3 separate regions of the Homo sapiens genome follow, and regions 1 and 2 are each linked to region 3. A link is a contact called in ENCODE Hi-C or POLR2A ChIA-PET data. All regions are on one chromosome and are shown on one strand. The core of a region is the stretch at or near the end of the contact, and the rest is flanking DNA. Distances in the headings are between cores, read along the strand shown. Region 1 overlaps LPAR4 (lysophosphatidic acid receptor 4). Region 2 holds the start of RTL3 (retrotransposon Gag like 3). Region 3 holds the start of TAF9B (TATA-box binding protein associated factor 9b).

Region 1 (2,700 bases), core at 11-2,510, 620 kb after region 3:
AGAACTCCTTGCTTCTAATGCTGTGTTAAGTCCCAGCGCCACACCCTCACTTCTAGACGGCAAAGGTGGTTGTGTGTTCAAGCAATGGGAGCTATGAATAGGGCCACAGTGGCAGTTTTCCCATGCCCTCTCTTCAGGATTGAGAATGTAATGTTTTCTTGTCTGTCCTTTCTCTCCCACAAAGTTTGATTACTCAGAGCAGCAGAGCAGAAGTGCCAGGCATTTGCAGGCTGCTTGCTGTGGGTGTAATATATATGTTCCTGGAAACATAAAACTGAAGTGAGGGGATGGATGTGTTAATTAGCTTGACATAATCACCTCATGTAGTATACATATATTAAAACATCGCCTCGTACTTACATAAATGTAGTTCAATTATGATTTGTCAGTTAAACATAATGCAAATAAAAAATAAAATGATTGAAATCATAAAAAATCTGAATGGAAAACTGGGGAGATCTATTTGAAATGTATCAACTTGAGACTCACAAAATAATATATAGCCAGTGAGCTAGAATCATGCTGTGTAAAAGGATCACTAGTGGGCAGACTGGAGGGACTCTGGGCAGAAGGGAAAAGCCTTCCATTATAAAAGCATTTTCCAAATAAAATAATTATACTGGCAGTACTTATTGTAGAAGATAAGTTCAAGCCGATCATAGTGAATAAAGCCTGACTTTAATGTTAGAGGTTTTGCAGTCCCATAAATGCTGTTTTAACTATCATTTTATATTTTTGGACTCTTGAGTGACCTACACCTTAGTTACATTTGCAATGCTATAGTATTGCACTTATTGTATTGAGTGTGAGCTTTCCTGCTCCTGCAACATACTCTTGTAGTACCTTTAAATATATAATAGATGTTCAAAAAATACTTGTCAAACCAAATGGAATGTGCATGTTTTCTTCCAATCTGGGTGGACAGAATATCTTATTACACAGAAATCATGGATGGAAGGCAAATTTGATTATTTGTTCCATCTTGTCTCTCATAGGAGGAAAATATTTCCTACCGGTCCATAGTGTCAGAGTGGTGAACCCCTGCAGCCAGCAGGCCTCCTGAAAAAAAAGTCCATGGGTGACAGAAGATTCATTGACTTCCAATTCCAAGATTCAAATTCAAGCCTCAGACCCAGGTTGGGCAATGCTACTGCCAATAATACTTGCATTGTTGATGATTCCTTCAAGTATAATCTCAATGGTGCTGTCTACAGTGTTGTATTCATCTTGGGTCTGATAACCAACAGTGTCTCTCTGTTTGTCTTCTGTTTCCGCATGAAAATGAGAAGTGAGACTGCTATTTTTATCACCAATCTAGCTGTCTCTGATTTGCTTTTTGTCTGTACACTACCTTTTAAAATATTTTACAACTTCAACCGCCACTGGCCTTTTGGTGACACCCTCTGCAAGATCTCTGGAACTGCATTCCTTACCAACATCTATGGGAGCATGCTCTTTCTCACCTGTATTAGTGTGGATCGTTTCCTGGCCATTGTCTATCCTTTTCGATCTCGTACTATTAGGACTAGGAGGAATTCTGCCATTGTGTGTGCTGGTGTCTGGATCCTAGTCCTCAGTGGCGGTATTTCAGCCTCTTTGTTTTCCACCACTAATGTCAACAATGCAACCACCACCTGCTTTGAAGGCTTCTCCAAACGTGTCTGGAAGACTTATTTATCCAAGATCACAATATTTATTGAAGTTGTTGGGTTTATCATTCCTCTAATATTGAATGTCTCTTGCTCTTCTGTGGTGCTGAGAACTCTTCGCAAGCCTGCTACTCTGTCTCAAATTGGGACCAATAAGAAAAAAGTACTGAAAATGATCACAGTACATATGGCAGTCTTTGTGGTATGCTTTGTACCCTACAACTCTGTCCTCTTCTTGTATGCCCTGGTGCGCTCCCAAGCTATTACTAATTGCTTTTTGGAAAGATTTGCAAAGATCATGTACCCAATCACCTTGTGCCTTGCAACTCTGAACTGTTGTTTTGACCCTTTCATCTATTACTTCACCCTTGAATCCTTTCAGAAGTCCTTCTACATCAATGCCCACATCAGAATGGAGTCCCTGTTTAAGACTGAAACACCTTTGACCACAAAGCCTTCCCTTCCAGCTATTCAAGAGGAAGTGAGTGATCAAACAACAAATAATGGTGGTGAATTAATGCTAGAATCCACCTTTTAGGTATGAGAAATGTGTTCAGGTCCAGATATGGTTTCTCCTATAATTTTTCCTATGCTATAAACTAAAGATTTGAAGCTAATGATACTGAGAATAATGCACCAAATCCAGTCAGATACATTTGTTTGAAGGTATACTGTAGAGTTTTTATTGCTGTTTTGTTCAGTAATTATAGGTCAAATCTAATTACAACAACCAAGATGGATTGCCAAACTCTTCTGCTTGGTTGGAATTTCATTGTATCGCATTATCCAGGTGGCTAGTGGCATTTGATAATATAGAGATGACTTTGAAACTTTCAAAAAGGTATTTCTATTCCAATGATATTTGGTAATTAGGTTGGGCCTATAAATATAGAACAAATTCAGGGATTTTTAAAAAATTGTGTTACTACTGATATATGCTAGTTTTATTTTATTTTTTTGAACTGTCATTGAGTTTATTTTAGCACAAGAATATTTTTAGCCTAACATTATTAATAAGAAATGTGTCAAATTTTTAACATTGGTAAAATAT
Region 2 (2,700 bases), core at 81-2,580, 520 kb after region 3:
AGGCCCCTGGCCCTCCAAGACTGTTGGGATCTCATGGGCCATTGGAGGTTTCTGGGACTCCCGGGTTGCTGGAGGCGCCAGGGACTCTGGGGCTGCTGGGGCCTCCTGGAGTTCCCAGGCTGCTGGGGGTTCCCAGGGTAGAAGATCCTGTGGCTCTGGTGGCTTCTGGGGTTCCTTGAACTCTGGGGTCTTTTGGGCCTCCCAGGCTGCTGGGGGATTCATGTGCTCTGGGAGCTTCTGGGGCTCCTTGGCCTCTGAGGACTTTCGGAGTAGATCATACTCCTTGGCTGCTTGGGACTTCTGAAGCTCTGGGATCTGGGCCTGGAGAGCAGCATTTTCTTCCATCAGCCACTGCACTTGAGCCTGCCGAATTTCATTCTCCAATTTCAGAACAATATAGGAGGCTGCTAAGTCCTCCACCATCTTTTGAGGAAATGGGTATGATTTGACAATTTGCTACCAAGAGAGATTGGGTGGGTGTTTGTGAGATCCTTCCTGAAAGCTGCTTACAGGCAGATGTCAGGCTCAGTGAGTTTTCCAAGGGGTGGTATTTGGGCCCCGCCAAGGCTGATTATCAAGAGGTCACTGGGAGCCTCCGGAGCTCGGCAAGAAGGAGCCTCCGGAGCTCAGTAAGGGGAAGTGTCAGATACACTGCGAAGAGAGTGGGAGCTGAGGATCAGAAACTGTGGAAAGCACACATTCAACATAAAACAAAATCTGCCCAACAATGCTGGGTTTCTTTTACCATAGGCTTATGTTCATGAGCTGGGGTATATATGCTGGATCTGACTCCACGACATTTTAAGAACAGCATCTGTCCCAAACTGCACATGTCATTTTGCATTTATCCTTTGAAACTTAACATTATATCAAAAGCAACTTTTTAATATTATTTTCTGTTTTATATAGTCTTTAATCTTGAATATCTGCCTAATATCCCAATGTAACATTTGGATTTTAACAGCTGCTTTCAGTGACTAAATCAAATGTTTGAGCAATGTGGGAATTTTAGGCTCTGCGGTGGGCCAGCCCAAGAGATATTTTTGGGTGACTAGGGTGGTAGGAAGTAGGAGGGAGCTCTTTCTGACACCTCAGAAATCATACCACATAAGTAACCACACAAGACCAGCCTCAGGAGAAAACAAGCAAAAGTCGACTAAATATATATATATATATATATATATGCCCTCAGAAGACACATGCATATTATTTATAAAATACCTCAAAATAGTTAAGAAAATAATCTTTATAAATGTACGTTACCATTCAGAGACTTAGTCCAGGAGCTTGGCTGTCTGTGTACCCATTGCTGAGGAGGGAAATGTGTAAATGGCTGTGGAGGCTTGCCTTTTCTGCACACACTGAACTCAAGCAAACACACCCACTCCCAGAACACATTCCAACTTTCCTCTGTAACATAGCTTTTTAAAGTGTGGAAGAGTTTTTTGACAGTACCTCACAGTTCAGAGCTGCAAGGAAAGTAGGATGCTGTGCTGATGTGAAGCAGCTTCATGTACTCAGTCCTTGGTTACTTTAATGAATATTTGGCCAGGAAATTGTGAGTAATACCACTGCCCTTGTGAAAAGTTGCAAACATTTTTGAATGACCACAGTGGTTTGGGATGTGATTTTTTATGTCTGTCTCATCTAACCTATTCTTACTCTGTCCAAATTGGGCCATTTGTTTACTTCTCACTCAGGGAACAGCCTGCAAACCCTCAGCCCCTTCCCTTGCTTACTACCTATTCAGTCCCTAGGGTTTTTCCTTGCAATGTTTTCTTGGAAAATTTGCCACAGACAGATCTAGAAAAGGTATAAAAGGGTACAAATGTCAGGGAGACCAATTGTGTTGGTGGGTACTTATAGCAGTCTTACAGAGTCCCTGGCTCTTTCTGAATGTCCTGGACCAAAGATCTCATGCTTCCCTGAACTGATCAGGTGCTCCAGGTAGCACTCAGGACATTCACTAAAGACTGGCCTCTTGGGAAGTAACCCTGCTCAGAATCTCACTTTCTCTTCTCATGCCAGATCACAGTTATGCCTTGGGTATGGGCTATGTGGCCATTTTAGGCAAGGCTTAGGGGCAACTATTTTTATCCAAGTAAGGAGTGGGGTTGAGGTTTGCATTTGGCCATTTCAAATCACACATCATGTCAACCACAGTCCCATGTCTCCTTCACAAATGGTCAGTTCTGCATTAGTCAGCATAATGGGATAAACCCTAGTGATGGAATAGGCCCAAAACATAGCAAATTGACAGACTGGGCTACCTGAATCCGAATGCAGAAGCTTTGAAAGTAAAAACAAAATCTTTTGCAAATCGAGTTTATTCTTTCCTTACCTTTCAAAGTTTTATTTTTCTAGAAACACCACACATATAAAAATACCACCATCATCAGGGATGATGTGATCTATTTATGTGAAGTTTTCAGATAACTGAAGCCTTCCTGCCCTCCAAGAAGCCAAAACACACAGTTAACATTTATTTTATCCAGAAAGAAAAGAGAACTTCCAACACCTGAATTTGTAACGGGCTTAGTTAGGGAACAACTATTAATTGAAACTCTTTCCTAATGTTTAGCAATTTCTGTAACAATGAGTTTGAAGGTTCAATACTGGACATCAAGTTGAAATTTAATAAAGAGTATTTCAATTTAAAAAAATCAGAGAAATATTTATAGCATATGTTATACCTCTTTG
Region 3 (2,839 bases), core at 331-2,830:
TGCATCATCCAGAATTGTAGTCACATAACCTATAAGAACAAAACAATCTTTTCTTAAACATATGAAGACAGCTTAATATTTATGGCTACTTGTCTTAATAAAACTTTCCACTAATTTGTAGACGGTTTATAAATTTTGTGGGTTTTTGTAGAGACAGGGTCTCGCTATGTTGCCCAGGAAACTCCTGGCCTCCCCGCGACAGCCTCCCGAAGTGCTGAGATTACAGGTGTAAGCTACTGTGCTCAGCCTAAATGCTGATTTTAATAAGTAATTGTCCTGTCTATATGATCAGTTTTAAACAGATATCACAGTGTGAATACTACTGTCCCCTAGCTTGAGCTCCTTTCGTTCTTTAGGCTGAATTCTATGATACTGTTAACATAATTTGGTTGAAAATGTTCTTACAAGGCTGGGTGCGGTGGCTCACGCCTGTAATCCCAACACTTTGGGAGGCCGAGATGGGGGGATCACTTGAGTCAGTAGTTCGAGGCCAGCCTGGGCAATATGGCGAAACTCCCTTTCTACTAATAATACAACACTTAGCCGGGCGTGGTGGCAAGTGCCTGTAGTCCCAGCTCGGGAGGCTGAGGCACAAGAATCGCTTGAACCCAGGAGGCGGAGGCCGCAGTGAGCCAAGATCGCGCCACTGCCTTCTAGCCTGGGCAACAGCGAGTCCCTGTCTCAAAAAAGAAAATAAAAGAAAATGTTCTTACAATAAAAATATCTTTTCAAGTTCACAAGTTAGGCAAGTTTTTGGTGTTTCATTAACTTACGGAAAGCAAATTCCAACATTTGATTTATAACCCTTGGTTCATACTCTGTGATTCCCATATCCTTCAGGATCTGTGCCATCACCTGTGGATTCAAATAAAAACACCAGATGCAGAATTTGGTACTGGAAATCAAGGCTGCACTGAAGGGTAGTATTTATATTTATGATACAAGGTTCCCCTTCTTTGGGCTCCAAAGTCCTACTCACCCTTGCCCTCCCAAGTGAGTCAGTGATCACACGAAATCGCATAGTACGCTTTTGCAGAAAACTTTTATTTTTATTTTTTGGCGGGGTTGGGGGCGGGGTGTGGGGCAAAGAGAAGACAGAATTTGGCTTCTCCAGCAGAGGTAAGTAGCTCCAGCTGGTTGTCATTTTTGGCTGTGGCGGCGGGTTAAGGTAGCATCAGAACCCTGGACGCGGAGTCAGGGCTGGCAGATAGCTAGAGACGAGGGGGAGGCAGGGGCCCGAAGCCCAGGACACAAAGCTGGGCAGCCGTTCCGCAAGCTCCACTGGACCGCGACCCTCTGGCAAGACTTGGCCCAAGCGGCGAGATAGGGGCCCGGGGGCCAGGGCGCATCCCCATCACCCTCTCCTCCTGACGGCCCTGACTAGACTGAAACGAGCGTGCGAGCCGACCCTCAGGCCCTCAGCGTGGCCCCGCCTCGCAGGTCCCTGGCTGCACCTGGCTTCGCGATCCGCGGCTTATCCTTCGCACTTACCAAGGCATCTCTCGGAGCGTTCTTGGGAGGCGCCATCTTGCCCGACTCCATGTTATCCAGCCACTCGTCATCCGCGGAGACAGAGGAGAGAGGAGAGCTCGCGGGCTCCTCGCTCAGGCTCCACCCCTGCGGGGAGCGGGAGGAGGGAAACGGAAGGCGGGGTTACGTGCCAGCCGCCGGGGGCGGGAGTTTCAGCAAGCCGCTGGCCAGGGGAAGAGACGCGCTGGGGTGCCCGAGTTCAGTATTGGAAGAGGCAGGTAATCCTTCCCCATGGAGCCTGCTGGGGCCTGAAAGAAGTAGAGGGGCCGAGAAGCTCGACTTCCCAGAGTTGTTTCCCGGCAAAGGGCACCAAGTGGGCCAACCTCACCTTTGCGGGGGTCCCTCCTCACACCTCCACGGCTACCACCTTTGCCCCTTTCGGCCTCCCGGAATTCCAGACCCAGTCGGTGTTAGGGCTGCTTGGTCCAACACAGTTGGACCCGTTACGTTTGAATGTCACATCAACAAGGAATACATTTTTAGTATAAGTATATCCCAGATTTGCACAGGCCATACTTATGCTACGAAATAATTGTTCTGATATTCATATTTAACCGGGTGTCCTGGATTTTTATTAGCTAAATCTGACAATCCTACCCAATAGCTTGCTCTCCCCACAGCAAGACTTTGGTCAGCCCTTGTCACACTCAAAGCCCTACCGTGGCTGCCCATTTCACACTGATGAAAAACTAAAGCCTTCACTCGGCCCGTTAGAGACCCTCTAGCCTCTCTTGGCCCTGGAGCAGCTTCCTGTCTCCCCGCTGAGGCCAACACAGGACCCTTCCTTGCCTCCCAGTTACACCCTTCCCAGCCCCTCACCCACAGAACAGCCCGAATGACTTTTCGTGAGAACCTACCATCCAGCCCCAGTGACTTTCAAAAAATGTGCATCAGTTAACTATCTCTGGCTTAAAATGTCGCAGATAACTCATTCTTACCCTCCACATCCACCAACGCCCTAGGATTCTCCCTCAGGAACAGGAACCGTGACTCACCCAGGCCAGAAACGGAGCAGGCAGCCATGTTGGCGCTTTCCCTCACAATCCACACTCAACCTAGCAACAAGTCTTGTCCGGGTGACCTCCCAAAGTTCTATCCATGTCTCCACATCTCCATCCAGTGCTACTATGCTAACGAGTCCAAGCCAACATCCTTACCAAGATTACAGAAATATGCTCCCCAAATAGTGTCCCCCCACATTCCTTACACAGCTAGACGGACCTTTCAGTCATAAATCCAATCATTATTTTCCTTAAAACCCTCCAGTGGCTCTCCTCACAAACACTTACACAAATACATACTAATTTCC

What was found. A loop is a pair of places that touch in the nucleus more often than their neighbours do. ChIA-PET counts read pairs that join two places held with the same protein, here RNA polymerase II (POLR2A). Pooled maps may share reads with other maps.
Region 1: a loop to region 3 is called in a map of B cell, with 7 times the contacts of the local background. The contact joins the enhancer-like site here to the promoter of TAF9B in region 3. A Hi-C loop is called at or near these places in 1 of 168 maps with a recorded cell type or tissue (B cell), 10 of 37 single-sample maps with no recorded cell type and 5 of 50 pooled maps. POLR2A ChIA-PET finds 5 or more read pairs at or near these places in 2 of 52 experiments (A673 and activated CD4-positive, alpha-beta T cell).
Region 2: a loop to region 3 is called in a pooled map, with 2.8 times the contacts of the local background. The contact joins the promoter of RTL3 here to the promoter of TAF9B in region 3. A Hi-C loop is called at or near these places in 9 of 50 pooled maps.

What each region holds. Positions count from the first base shown.
Region 1 is chrX:78,753,796-78,756,495 of GRCh38, forward strand. LPAR4 (lysophosphatidic acid receptor 4) reads left to right here. Exons shown (of 5, transcript NM_001278000.3): 5 at 996-2,700. The coding sequence starts at 1,075. The coding sequence ends at 2,187. Among named protein-coding and RNA genes, the nearest start is that of LPAR4, 7.4 kb to the left of the region's middle. Within about 2 kb of position 1,261, at least 2 of the 41 ENCODE cell types and tissues checked have a DNase peak (open chromatin) inside an H3K27ac peak, as active enhancers do; they include B cell, where a contact is called at or near this core.
Region 2 is chrX:78,657,998-78,660,697 of GRCh38, forward strand. It overlaps RTL3 (retrotransposon Gag like 3), which reads right to left and starts at 1,331. Exons shown (of 2, transcript NM_152694.3): 1 at 1,264-1,331; 2 at 1-651. The coding sequence starts at 423. All of the region lies in intron 1 of LOC107985670 (a long non-coding RNA gene), which reads left to right.
Region 3 is chrX:78,138,070-78,140,908 of GRCh38, forward strand. TAF9B (TATA-box binding protein associated factor 9b) reads right to left here and starts at 1,581. Exons shown (of 7, transcript NM_015975.5): 1 at 1,492-1,581; 2 at 774-855; 3 at 1-29. The coding sequence starts at 1,542. RefSeq lists an enhancer at 1,270-1,579.